2 separate regions of the Homo sapiens genome follow, and region 1 is linked to region 2. The links are chromatin contacts, found by Hi-C or POLR2A ChIA-PET in ENCODE. All regions are on one chromosome and are shown on one strand. Each heading gives the region's core, a stretch centred on a gene start or an enhancer-like site at or near the end of the contact. The rest is flanking DNA. Distances are from core to core; before and after follow the strand shown.

What was found. A loop is a pair of places that touch in the nucleus more often than their neighbours do. ChIA-PET counts read pairs that join two places held with the same protein, here RNA polymerase II (POLR2A). Pooled maps may share reads with other maps.
Region 1: a loop to region 2 is called in a map with no recorded cell type, with 2.6 times the contacts of the local background. The contact joins the promoter of C2CD4B here to the enhancer-like site in region 2. A Hi-C loop is called at or near these places in 1 of 168 maps with a recorded cell type or tissue (endothelial cell of umbilical vein), 2 of 37 single-sample maps with no recorded cell type and 3 of 50 pooled maps. POLR2A ChIA-PET finds 5 or more read pairs at or near these places in 1 of 52 experiments (T-cell).

The regions. Positions count from the first base shown.
Region 1 is chr15:62,161,202-62,167,897 of GRCh38, reverse strand. It overlaps C2CD4B (C2 calcium dependent domain containing 4B), which reads left to right and starts at 2,613. Exons shown (of 2, transcript NM_001007595.3): 1 at 2,613-2,703; 2 at 2,874-4,363. The coding sequence starts at 2,914. The coding sequence ends at 4,008. It overlaps LOC124903502 (a long non-coding RNA gene), which reads right to left and starts at 2,485. Exons shown (of 2, transcript XR_007064669.1): 1 at 1,726-2,485; 2 at 1,304-1,608. RefSeq lists enhancers at 1,963-2,562, 2,563-3,162.
Region 2 is chr15:61,877,582-61,884,570 of GRCh38, reverse strand. VPS13C (vacuolar protein sorting 13 homolog C) reads left to right here. Exons shown (of 85, transcript NM_020821.3): 68 at 302-443; 69 at 1,835-1,975; 70 at 2,743-2,824; 71 at 2,939-3,008; 72 at 3,617-3,728; 73 at 3,849-3,962; 74 at 5,825-5,964. It overlaps LOC124903501 (a long non-coding RNA gene), which reads right to left. Exons shown (of 3, transcript XR_007064668.1): 3 at 5,078-5,221. Among named protein-coding and RNA genes, the nearest start is that of LINC02349, 150 kb to the right of the region's middle. Within about 2 kb of position 5,155, at least 2 of the 41 ENCODE cell types and tissues checked have a DNase peak (open chromatin) inside an H3K27ac peak, as active enhancers do.

The DNA of each region.
Region 1 (6,696 bases), core at 1,364-3,863, 290 kb before region 2:
CAGTTCTGGAAAACCCTCTAGATAGGGATTGTGTTAATAGCCACGTTTGCGTTGCTCTGTAAACATGGACGTGCTGGGAGTGCAATCACTCAAATCCCATGTCCTGCTTTCAGCATCTTTCACCCACCGATATGATGTCTGAGTGTTCATTGTCACCAAGGCCATTTTCACTGAGGTTTCATTTGAAACGAGCTGCATCTACTGCAGGACATAATGCAGGTGTGCTCCACTTTAGAGAGACCGTTTGCCCATGAATCAGCACATTGGCCTGAAGAATCACAGGGAAATGATCCTGTCAGACACCCCTCGGGATGTTTGTGCCTGAAAATCTGGCTTTAGCAGGAATGGCTACTGCTCCCTGGCCCCAGTGGCTGCATATTGATCGATACTTGCCCCATTAAAAAAGCATACAAGTGTCCCTCAGTGTCTGAGGGGGATTGGTTCCAAGGTCCCTCAAGATACCAAAATCCTCAGATGTTCAATTTCCTTATATAAAAAGGCATAGTATTTGCACGTAACCTATGAATATCCTCTCATATACTTTAAGTCATCTCTAGATTACTTCTAACACCTACTACAATGTAAATGCTATGTGAATAGTTATTTTATTGCTTCATTTCTTTTGTATTATTATTTTTTCCAAATATTTTCCATCCGTGGTTGGTTGAATTGGGGGATGCGGAACCTGTGGGTCAATTAAGCAGTAAAGTATTATTAGCCCAGAGAAACACTTACTCTTTTCACCTTTAAGGATTTAAAAATAGTGGGGCTTATTCCAAAGCAAGTATAGTGGAAAATACTACTTAACAGTAGACTGAGATGCTGTAAGAATTAACATTCTGGGTGTAAAGGGCGATACAAATCACACAGTAGACTCTGCATTATATTGAACTGAGTGAATAGATGGAGGAAGGATGGAAGAACAGAAAAAAGGAAGAAAGGAAAGACGGAATGAATTAGAAGAAATTAGCCAAAAAGCTAGGACTTAGGCTCTATGTACGCTATGATCATAGCTTGAATGACCCTAGACAAGTCCCTCAGTTTCTCATCTGGGAAACAGAAAAAATGTCTTCCTTATTGGTTTTCTGTGAGAAAGAAATCAAATTACGTAGAGAGATATGTGGTTGATAGCACCTGACAGTCATAAGACCTGCAGATCAGTATCAATTCAATACAATTCATCAAATATTTACTAAGCCCTTACTATTTGCCTGGCATTGTATCCTGGGTGCTAGAATTACGTAGAGACGAATAAGACAGCCAGGCTTGTAGCCTGGATAAGGCAACCGGGATGGAGGCAATCCCAGTTCTTGATCTTAGGACTTTTATTTTTCATTTATTCATAATAGACTCCCGAAATCCCCTTCTGGTTGAGCTGCCCCAGTCCTTGCCCACTGAAAACCCACAAGGCTATTAGGGGGAGACAAAACTGTAAACCGAAAATTCCAAAGCAGCATGCGAACCGCAACAATGGTGGCCCCTAGATGTAGGAAGGAAATGAGGAGGGACTGAGGAACTGGAGCAGGGGAGTTCCGCGGCGGCTGGGTGGGTGAAGGCACCTGAAAGGGACGATGCGTGGGCTGAATTACAGAAAATAAACAGGAATTCCTATATAAAGAAAAAGCAGAGAAAAGGCATTTCAGATCACAGGAAGCATCACATGCAAAGCCAAAGAAACAGGAAATTGCTAGTTCCAGCTTCTGCCATTAACTGGCTCTTTTTAACCTTTCTGGAATTTCCTCAGGTCCCTCTGGGATTTCAGTCTTCACATCTCAGAAAATGAAGGTCGGGGGTGGAAAGAAGGAATCTATATTTCGGGAAGGTGCTTTCTAACTGGATACCTCCGTGCTAGAGCAAAAAAAAAGGGGTAGTTTTAAAAACGTCAAGTGTTATTTTAGGGCAGGAGCCAGAAGCCCCATGTTTTGTAACTATCAAGATGACAGGCAGAGCCTGCAGCCATTCAGAGGCTTTCTCCACTTGATCTTAGCCAAAAGACCAAGAAGCGATCAGAAATTTTCTCAACGATTAATTTACCCACTTCACCAGTACTTAGGGCATGGACTGAGCCAGGGCCTATGCTATCAAAAAGAGCACAGTCTAGCAGAGGGAGACAGACAGTAAATAAGTATATAAATAACTGGAAACCATATTGGTCTGCACGCTGCGAGTGCGTGGGGACAGGAAAACAGAAGCTCCCAGGACGTGCAGGTCACGTCCAGGTTACATGCAGGGTGAGTGACGGTTTATCTCCTAGCCAAATTAACTTCCTGTTTCCTCGTCCAGCCTCACCTTCTCCAAGAAGCCAGAAACATTTTCAGCCGCCAATTTTTCCTTGGCAGGACGACAGGGTGCCCTCTCTTCACCTGCAACCTTTCCCAGGCCTTGCCTGGGGCTCCACGCACTCACTGCAAATGCGGGTCCCAGAGCTGACCACAAGGTGCCTGCTCCCGCGACAGCTTCGCGCAGACCTGAGCGCCCAGTGCATGCAGACCTCCCGGCGTCGTGGGAGAGGGTGGCGGGAAGGCGGGCTGTGCAGCACCTCCGGGTTGGGCCGCTGGCGGCTGGGCGGGACTCAGCCTACGGTATAAGAGGGGAGCGCCACTCTCCTGGCCGCAGTACTGAAGGTGGCGCCTCGGCAGCGGGCTAGAGGCCACTGGCACTGAGCTTGCAACCAGATCCAGAGACACTGAAGAAGAGAGAAAGGTCTGAAGCGGGGCTGATTTGTTGTGGGTGCAGGGGAGAGGAAGGCTGGAACTGGTCTGGGGTCTTAAACACGTGGGGGACGTTTACAGGGTCTGGGGGAGGGATCCAGCCGCGTCGAGGGGCTGCAGCAGCTCCAGGCGCCCAAACTCAGCAGCTTCTCTCCCCCGCAGGCGCACCTCTTCCCGCCACTCCTAGCCCCAGCCTCCAAGGATGCGGCTCCTCGAGAAACTCTGTTCCTCGGCCGCAGGCAGCTCCGCGCCGAAGCCCGCCTTCGCCAAAGTGCTCACGCCGAATCGCATCCCCGAATTCTGCATCCCGCCGCGGCTGCCGGCCCCTTGCACGCTCGAGTCTCCAATCCGGGCCGCCGCCGTGCCCCGGCGCTGCGCCGCTGAAAGCGACCTGTGGCCCCGCGCGGCAGACGAGGACGCCGGCCGCACGGACTGGGACCCGCGCTCGCAGGCAGCGCTGTCACTGCCGCACCTGCCCCGTGTGCGCACCACCTACGGCTTCTGCGCGCTGCTCGAGAGCCCGCACACGCGCCGCAAGGAGTCGCTCCTGCTCGGGGGCCCGCCCGCGCCCCGGCCCCGGGCCCACAGCTGCGGCGGCGGCGGAGGCCCGGACGCCCCCCTGGGGACCCTGTGCGGCCCGCGAGGTCCGGGCCCGGCCACCCCCGCGGCCCCCGGCGGTCCCCGCCTGCCCCAGGACGCGCTCGCTGCGGGGCCCCGCCGCTGCCGCCTCCTGCGCGTCCCCGACGGGCTGCTGAGTCGCGCGCTGCGGGCTGGAAGGAGTCGCCGCCTGGCCCGCGTCCGCTCCGTCTCCAGCGGGAACGAGGACGAGGAGCGCCGCGCGGGATCCGAGTCCCCGGCCCGGGCCCCCTCCTCGAGCCCGCTGTCATCCAGGGCCCCGCTTCCTGAGCGCCTGGAGGCCAAGGGCACCGTGGCTCTGGGCCGCGCCGGCGACGCCCTGCGCCTGGCTGCTGAGTACTGTCCGGGAACCCGGCGTCTCCGCCTCCGGCTGCTCCGCGCGGAGAGCCTGTTCGGAGGCGCCCCCGGGCCCCGCGCCGTCCGCTGCCGCCTCAGCCTCGTCCTGCGGCCGCCGGGCACTGCGCGTTGGCAATGCAGCGCTGTGGTGGGGCGCAGCCGCAAGGCCTCCTTTGACCAGGACTTTTGCTTCGACGGCCTCTCGGAAGACGAGGTGCGCCGCCTGGCCGTTCGCGTCAAGGCCCGGGATGAGGGTCGCGGCCGGGATCGGGGCCGCCTGCTGGGCCAGGGTGAGCTGTCCCTGGGCGCCCTCCTGCTGCTCTGAGGGCCCAGCCCTCCCCGGGGCGCTCTGCCCTGGAGACTCCGGACACTGACAGCCGCGTGGTACAGAATAAACGTTATTTATTTTTTTATTTATGATACTGCTTTATTGACGTTTTACTTCCTCACCATCCACATTTGTCATCGTCTATTGGTAAAGAAGAAAAAGATAATGACTCCCTGTTCTGTTCACAGGACCCCCATATCTCTTTCCAGACCATTTTTGCATTCCAAGGAAAAATGGGTTGGCTTGGGACTGGGAGAGAAAGGAAGTACACCCATCTGCATTGTTTTTAATTCCTTCCGGTTTTCTATCAATGTTACAGTTTTTTTTTAATAAAGCAAGTTATTCATTCAGAGTCATGCCCAACGTTACGATTCATATACACAGCTTTACATATTGATGCGGCATAGGTAATATCCTAATTTGTGTTTGCGCACGCGCACACATCAGAGTGAGACACTTGTATTATAAGGATGTATATACCCTGGTGGGAAGAAAATTTTTTTGTAGAAAGTTTTCTTTTGGAAGTGAGTTTTTCAAAAATTGGTGAGGAAAACAGGGAAGTGGAGGACCTTCCAATAGATGGGTTATCTAGGGAATAGCTATTCCTGGGGTCTCTCTCTTCCTTACCTAGGAAATCTTAGAAATCTTTCTTGCCTCTGTAAACAAGATGATACTTTTTGTGGCATTTTCTCACCTAGCTATGTATCTAATTACACACTAATTAGCTTTGCGGTAGGATTTCCTAGATGAGTTAAAAAGTAAGTAGTCAGTTTCTTGAACACTGGGTTCTAGAGAGTGTTTTTAAAAATCCAATTGATTTTCATTTGTTAATTCAACAAATAAACCTAAGTCCACTGGAAACTGATTATACCCAAGAGAATTTGCCCTGGGCCACGGGAATCCACCATGTAGTGGAAAGCACAATGGAGTTGGAGACAAATAGAGAGTTCAATTTTTTTTCTGCCACTTTTCTGGACTAGGGCAAATCAGTTACTCTCCCTGAGCCTCATTTTCTCCATCAGTGAAAAGGGAGTAATATCTACCTCACAGGGTTTTGTGAAGATATACCTTAATATCCAAATAACCCTTGAATACATGTGAAATATGAGAGCAAACCTGAAATGCTTGCACTGTACTGTTGAATAGTGCTCAATAATGTTGCAGAGAATGAACTCCTTCAGGTCTTCTTTCTTTCCAGTTGTTTCTCCCTGCTCCTGGAGTGGAGCTTGGAAAAGGTAGGGCTACCTGTGACTGAGGACTTAGAAGAGCCAGGAGTGGGAATGTAGAACCCTTCAGTATCCCCATGGTAAATTTCCCCATAAGCAACAGTTTGCCGTCATTCTACATCAGAAATTCCTTCTGCATTGTTGTTATAATAATGAAGTCTGGGTACAAATTTGATCAGACTAAATAAAAATCCTGGATTTGAAATATTATTTCAAAGTGAACAAATTAGCCTTTAAAAATAATCTCATCAAACTACTTTTGATATTGAGAAAACATCACAGAGATGACTTGCCCAAAGCTATACAGCTAATGTGCATAGCTGAATTCAAACAAGAACCAAGTGTTCTGACTTCTCCAGAAGACTGACCCACCCCTGTGGGTCAGAGGAGGTGAGGCCAGTGTGTTGGAGGGAAGTATTCCAAGAAGAGGCTGTTCAACCTATGTATTCATTTATTTATTTAGTAGAAATGGAATTAGCTTCATTCTGTAGACTTCAGAGAACATAATGAAGATGACATATACATAAAGGCTTATTCCTTTTCAGAGGGCTCAATTTAACAAAAATGAAACTTCATGTAAAACATTGACTTCTTAAAATAGGTAAAGAATCTGGAATGAGCACTTGATGAAATACATTTGCTTGTGACTGATTATATATTTATATAAATTTATATATTTATATAAATATAAAAATATAATGTTAAGATCACTGAAATCTGAGAGTGACATCAGCAAGATGGCTGACTAGAAGTAGCATACAGTATTTCTCCTGTGCTGGGCTTATTTCATTTAACATCATTTTCACTAGGTTCATCCACCTTGTTGCAAATGATAGGATTTCATTTTTTATGGCTGAATAGTAATCCATTGTGTATAAATACTAAATTATTTGATCCATTCATTCCTTGATAGACACAAGTTGATTCCATATCTTAGCTAGTGTGAATAGTGCACCAATTAAGATAAGAGTAAAGATATCTTTTCAGCATACTGATTTCCTTTCCTTTGAATATATACCCACTAGTGAAATTGCTGGAGCCTATGGTAGTTCTATTTTCAAATTTTTGAAAAATGTTTGTCATCTTCATAATGGGTGTATTAATTTACATTCCCACCAACAGTGTTTAAGAGTTCTGCCCTCTCTACATTGTTGCTAGGATTTGTTTTTTGTTTTTGTCTTTTTGATGAAAGCCACATTAGCTGAGGTGAGGTGGTACTTTATTGTGATTTCAATTTTCACTTTCCTGATTAGTAATGCTGAGCACTTTTTTATCTACCTGTTGGCTGTTTGTATGTCTTCTTTTACCCATTTTAAAATCAGATTATTTGGATTTTTAAATTTGTTTGTTTGCTATTGAGTTGTCTGAATTTATTATGTATTCTGGATATTAACCCCTTGCCTGATGCATAGCTTTCAAAATTTTCTCCCATTCTGTAGGTTGTCTCTTCATTCTGTTG
Region 2 (6,989 bases), core at 3,906-6,405:
TTGAATTTTGTCTCAGTCCAGAAAGCCTAAAATATTTACTATTTAATATATGACCCTCTGCAGAAAAAGTTTGCCAGTCCCTTAGTTGGTTGATGTCAACGTTGATAGAAAAAGTATTTTCTTGCCTGCCTCTTTTCTTTTTGTACTCTTGCAACACAGGTATAGTTCGTTATTTTAAGAAGTCCCTTATACCAATGTAATTTTCATAGGAAAATAATAGTTACAATAATCTGGAGTTGAATAAAGTTCCACAGACCTAAATACATATTGCTAATTTAATTTTTTTGTGTGAATTATTTAGTTCTGGTGTTGTTTGGGAGGTGAAACCAAAGCAGAAATGGAAGCCATTTAGTCAAAAGCAGATAATCTTATTGGAACAATCCTATCAGAAACATCAAATATCAAGAGACCATGGCTGGATTAAGCTAGATAATAATTTTGAGGTATACCAAAATTCTTTTGTTTTGATTTTTATATGTGTATTTTCTTGGTGGTGGTAGTAAGTAAAATTGTAATGCCCAAGTAAAGACATGTGCAGAAATGAACTTATTTATTGGTAGATAAACTTTTATTTCTTAATAGGATTGGCGTGTCTAATGATACACGTTAGTATATTTTTAATTAAAATATATTGTTATTTAATAATATACTGTGAAACAGGATTTAAACCTGTGTTTTAATAATTTTATTACATTTTTATATTTTTATAATTTTATTTACAAATCAGATAGTCTTATGGAACTTGTTTCCAGAAAGATTAGGGAGAAGTTAAGAATGCCTCATTGAAATTTTTGTTATATTTTGAATGACACCAATATATATTGCTAAATAAAGACCGTGTAAAATTACATATTTCATTGAGGAAAAACCTACAAAAAGCTGCTCAAGTAAATTCATTAAATGTGAGTGATTGTTGGACCTGAGTAGGCATCCACAAATAAAGATGCACTCCACCTAGGCCCTTACACAGTTAAGACTAAAAGTCACCTGTGCTCCAGGAAGTCTACAGAAGCTTGACTGCAATTTCCAGCTTGCTCTAGTTTAATCATGCAGTTTAGTTACTCTTTGTCATTGTTGCCTGATGGTTTGGTTAGCACTGTCACCAGTTACATTCCCCAGCACCCCCACCAATTTTGGCCATACTTAAATGATAAAAAACTATATAATTCATGTCAGACGTGACTAAGCTCTCAATTATTGATTGCAAAACAGAGTTTGTTTAGAATTATCTTTGGGCCAGGTGCAGTGGCTCACACCTGTAATCCCAGTACTTTAGGAGGCTGAGGCAGGAGGATCACTTGAGGTCAGGAGTTTGAGACTTGCCTGGACAACATAGTGAGACCTTGTCTCTACAAAAAAAAAAAAAAGATAATAAAATTAAAATTAGCTGGGCATGGTGTCACATCTGTAGTCTCAGCTGCTTGGGAGGCTGAGGCAGGAGTATCACTTGAGGCCAGGAGGTTGAGGCTGCAGTGAGCTGTGATTTTGCCACTGCACTTGTGACAGCAAGATGCCGTTTCAAAAAAAAAAGAAAAGGAAAGAAAGAATTATCTGGAACTATTCGTTACTTGAGGAAGTTTTCTTTTACATAAAGCATGTTTTTAAAACTATAGTTTCTATACTTGAAAAGTTTCACGATCTTTTTTTTCTAATAACTGGTAGAAAAGTGGTGCTTTTGCTTCAGAGATCTCAACTGTAGATCACCTTAAGATAGATCTGTTGGTGAGACATAAAGATAAAGATTTTTTCAATTTGATCAATAAACAGATATTAAAAATGGAATAGCTACTGTGCTAATATCAGCTCATCACAAAAACATGTGCTTTTTTTCTAGGTCAATTTTGATAAAGATCCAATGGAAATGCGCCTCCCTATTCGTAGCCCTATTAAACGAGACTTTTTATCAGGAATTCAGATTGAATTTAAGCAGTCTTCTCACCAGAGAAGTTTAAGGGCCAGGTTGTACTGGCTTCAGGTAACATTGTCATTCTCAAATAAGTATTTATCATCACTTTGGGAATCTTGGGAATGAAATTTCTTTTTTACAACTATATAGTTTACATTGTAATTGGTATCTTTTCTTTGTTTGTATGTTTTTTCCCCTTTTTCCACATATCCTGTTTATTTAACATCTTACTTATAAACTTCGTGACTGTTAAGACTAATTTTGATCGATTAGCCTGCAAAAGGGTTTTCTTGCACTGAGATTGTTATTCTTAAATGTTCCTTTGAATTTGTCATGGGACCCCCAAATAAGATTTTCCTTTGTCGTCATTCAGGACAGAGAGCAGAGCTTTGCTGGAGGTTCCTTTTGGATGCTTGCTTGCTCTCTCCCAGCATCCCTCCCTTCCTTCCTTTTAGCTGTTAAGTACTGTTTAGGCTACTTTAATTCTTCTTCTTTTTCTCTTATCCCCTAATTTCATATTCAGTTTCAACTTTTATTTAAACCATAGAGAATTGAAATCTCACAGGATCCATAGATACAAGTATTTTCATTAATGATGTACATACTGCACACTGTTAATACAATTATGAGAGTATTTATATAGTCCTTTATTGAAAGCCTTGCCCTTGCTGAGGTATGTAACTTTTACAGATTTAAAATGAAACTTCTAATTACACCGCATATACACGCAGACACTTAATTATGATGAAAGTGGTGGCCTCTTCTATAACATTATCTTTGAAACTAAAAGTTTAAATTATTTGAAATCTTGATAAGTTCGTTTTCTTTTCTTTCAGGTTGATAATCAGTTACCAGGTGCAATGTTCCCTGTTGTATTTCATCCTGTTGCCCCTCCAAAATCTATTGCTTTAGATTCAGGTAAAATAAAATAAGTTGTGACATAGATATACCTTATTTATAAAAGTTAAATAGGCATTAGTTTAACCTAGTATAAAGCATTATTTTTTTTTATGTGTTACTTCTTCCTCTTAGAGCCCAAGCCTTTCATTGATGTGAGTGTCATCACAAGATTTAATGAGTACAGTAAAGTCTTACAGTTCAAGTAAGTGAAGATTCCTGCTGTTTCTCTAAAAGAATTTAAAATGAGAATCTACTTTGAAAATAAATCTTACTCTTTTTGAAAGTGACTTTCATGTAAAAAGTATTTTCCAGCTGAACCTATTAATTCACTTTTGGTCAAGTAATCTTTTATGCTTCAACTTATTTTAGTAGTAGTCTCTACATATTTTAAAGTGTAGAATTTCTTCAACCATCTTCTTCCCTTTATAACTTCAATTAGAATATAAAATAGTAAGTGAAATCTAAATGATATGTATTTGTGAGCTGTGTTCTTTAATGTAATTGCTGTGAACTTTAAAAATTGGATCATACATGCTACATGATCTGGTTGTATTTGTTTCATCTGTGACATGACGAATGTGGCATTTGGGACTGTAATTGCTAAGTGTTAATGCAGCAGTATTACCTTGAGTGAAGCTTTCACTCCAGTGAAAAAGTCTCAATCTAAGAAGACTTTGATCTTATTAACATAATTTTTAGGAGATGAAGGAACAAGATATAACTGTGGCTTTTCACTGAAATCAAAGTTTTAACATTGAAAATTAAAAGATTTGGTAGAAATCCTTTTCCATTTTAAATTTTTTTTCTTAGGTATTTTATGGTCCTCATTCAGGAAATGGCCTTAAAAATTGATCAAGGGTTTCTAGGAGCTATTATTGCACTGTTTACCCCAACAACAGACCCTGAAGCTGAAAGAAGACGGGTAAAAATTTTTATTTCTTGGGGAAAATATAAAATTAACAAAATTTAAATCAGCCTCTTTTGAACGAATTCTAATAGAGAAAAAAATTAAAATAGAAATTCTTGATTTTATTTTTTTCAGACAAAGTTAATCCAACAAGATATTGATGCTCTAAATGCAGAATTAATGGAGACTTCAATGACTGATATGTCAATTCTTAGTTTCTTTGAACATTTCCATATTTCTCCTGTGAAGGTTTGTTGTAATTATTATTTTGAAAATTTAGTGAAATTATTGTAGAACTTTTTAAAGGGTCTGTGGACCAAGGTAGGTTTTAATTTGTTGCATCATGTATTTGGTGGGAATTTTGTTTGATTAATCGAAATAATTAAGACAGTTCTCTGTAGCATATGTGCAGCCACAATTCCCACAGAGAAACCACCAGAGCATGTTCTCCAGTTTTGAATTAATAACCCCCTTATTCAAAGAAGAAGCTGACAAAAGCGTTTCTTAATTAAGCGTAGAAGTGCTTGCCAACGTTTAATGTTTTGGTTGCACTTTGTAACTACTATCACTGTCTAAACAGAGAGCTATAATGGGTGCTGTAACCAGAATGTGAAAACGCTGAAGTAGGTACTATACTGTTGATGTGGTGTTTTTCCCCCCTTCCAAAATTTGCTTGTAACTAAGGGAGTGGAAAATTGGATACCTTTCACTTGCCTGATGTTGTACTTTATGAACCCATTTCTTTTTTCCCTTTTGTTGTTCTTTTTAGCTTTTATAGGAGAAGGTGACTGCTTAGTAAATTCTTAAATTCACAAATGCTATCAACCATAATGCTCTAAACTTGTGTAATGGGCCAGATTTATAATTAAGTAACTCTTTAAAATATTGATGATCCTTTACATTCTCAAAAACTGTTTACAGCACATTACTTTCAATTGCATTTACCAGTCCTTCAGCTAAATGAATGGATTTCTAAAATGGAATTATTATTTTAAATTGATCTATTAGTTTGGTGATATCAGACATACTGATAGTGTCAGGTTTAAAATTGATATTGTTTTATGTGATAGGTAATATACCATTTCTTTTTCACTTTTAAGTGAAAATCAGTTATTTGTGGGATTGAACAATACCTTAAACAAGTATTTACTGAATGCTTATTATGAAAGTTGCTGTGGAGGTATAAAACAGCTTCATGGATATTATATTCTAGGGGGATATTAATGATTGATAATTTACCTATTCGTGTTCTTAGGCACAGTGGGAATTGTGCCATGAAGTCTAATGGCAAAGATTATGAACAACAATTATTTTCATAGCCCATAAGTAACATTGCCCTAGGGAAGGGCTGGATTAATGTTTACCTGTGGTTACCTTTCCTGGATCCCAGCACTCCCAGACTCGTCATTTGGGCAGAGGGTCACATGAAAGAAAAAACTAACCACAGGCTTTCCTGGCGTTGCCCCAAGTCCACTTTACTTGAACTCTATATTGGTTAGTTAATATGCCTAGGAAATGACAAAATGAGAAAGGAAATTCATCTACTTTATTTACACATATTGAATTACTTTTTGCCTATGTCTTCTTGCACTATTGCACTAATGATGGTTCAGTTCAAAGTAGCAGCTAAATGAGAATCTGAAATCTCATGTTTAAATACTAAGTTGGAGGATCTGTGGAAGCTGAAAGCCTTATTATACTTTTAAAAACTTGACAGCTTGCTAACTTACCTTAATTGTCATGTTATTGTTATTATCTGTATTTTGACTGGCAGATTACTTGTGTGCCAGTTTACATGTTTTTCTTCTTAAAATGATTACGCCATTTTTGTAAAGTGTGTCGGTTTCCCTCATATGAATGCAATGGCATTTATATACATTGCATAAAATTAGAACTCTGTTTTTGGATCAGACTAATTTGTATTCTATCAAAAAGCAAAGAGAATCAAATGTAAGTGGGTTGTTCTGCTATAATGTGTGGTATCAAATAATAGCTTTCACTAGGACTCTAATCGAAAGACTTTTTTTGGTTTGTTTCTGGACTACCTGGATCCTAAATATGTAAATTTTTCACTTTTAGCTTTCATTTATTGAACATTATTTTTCTTTTAGTTGCATTTGAGTTTGTCTTTGGGTTCCGGAGGTGAAGAATCAGACAAAGAAAAACAGGAAATGTTTGCAGTTCATTCTGTCAACTTGCTGTTGAAAAGCATAGGTGCTACTCTGACTGATGTGGATGACCTTATATTCAAGTAAGACTTCTGTTAGAGTACATTGAGAAGCAGGTGTACCAAGGTCATGTTTCTAGACATTAATTCTCTCCACTTGTGCAATGTTAGCTTAGGAAAAGGATAACTTTACTACTTATATTTGGAGAATTTGGTTCATTTGTGATTATACTCTTTAGGAATGCTTATTGTATTCATAATGATAAGGTGTAGAGTCTTGTTTTTTGTTTTTTTTGATTACTCATATCTAGATAATACATGGATGTAGAATAATAATTGAATTTTTTAGTCATATATTATAAATTAACCATATTTTAAAACATAATTATATTTAGAGATATGTAATGCTAGATACATATGCATTAAATAAATTGTTATTGAATTGAAATTCAACAATGGTATTGGAACAAGTAGTTATCTGGGTGAAAAAAAATTCCCTGTAGATCATTTTTACCTTACATGTACACTACTAAATTTCAGAGGAAACGAATGATAAAATATAAAACCTAAACTGAAAAGACAAAAAAAGTCCAATCTCTGAATAGAGGAGGTCTTTCTAAGTTTAAAAGCAGTGGAAAACATTTCAATGGAAAATAAAAGATACATTTAACCACATAAAAATCAAATACTTTACAACAAAATCAATGAAAATAATTAAAAAACAAAAGCCTGGGAAAATATAATGACAGAGAAAGGACTGTTATCTTAATATTAAACATTGAGAAGAAAAACCTAGATTCTAACGGTATAATGGCCAGAGAACAATAGGAGATAATTCGCAAAAGGGAAAACACAGTGATGGCGTTATTATTTATCAAAGAATACATGCAAATTAAAGCAAATTATCAAAGATTTTAAAATATGAGCGATTCTATTTTAAAATCCTATTTAATACTAGTCAGGGGTGGTTCTAAGAAATAGGTACTTTTTAAATACTGTTGGTATAAGTGGAAAACTGCATTTGTTAGGAGCCTTCAATGTTTTGTTGCTTTTCACTCAGTAGTTCTCTTTTTGGAAATTCTTTCCAAAAAGTAATCTAACCTTGAAGT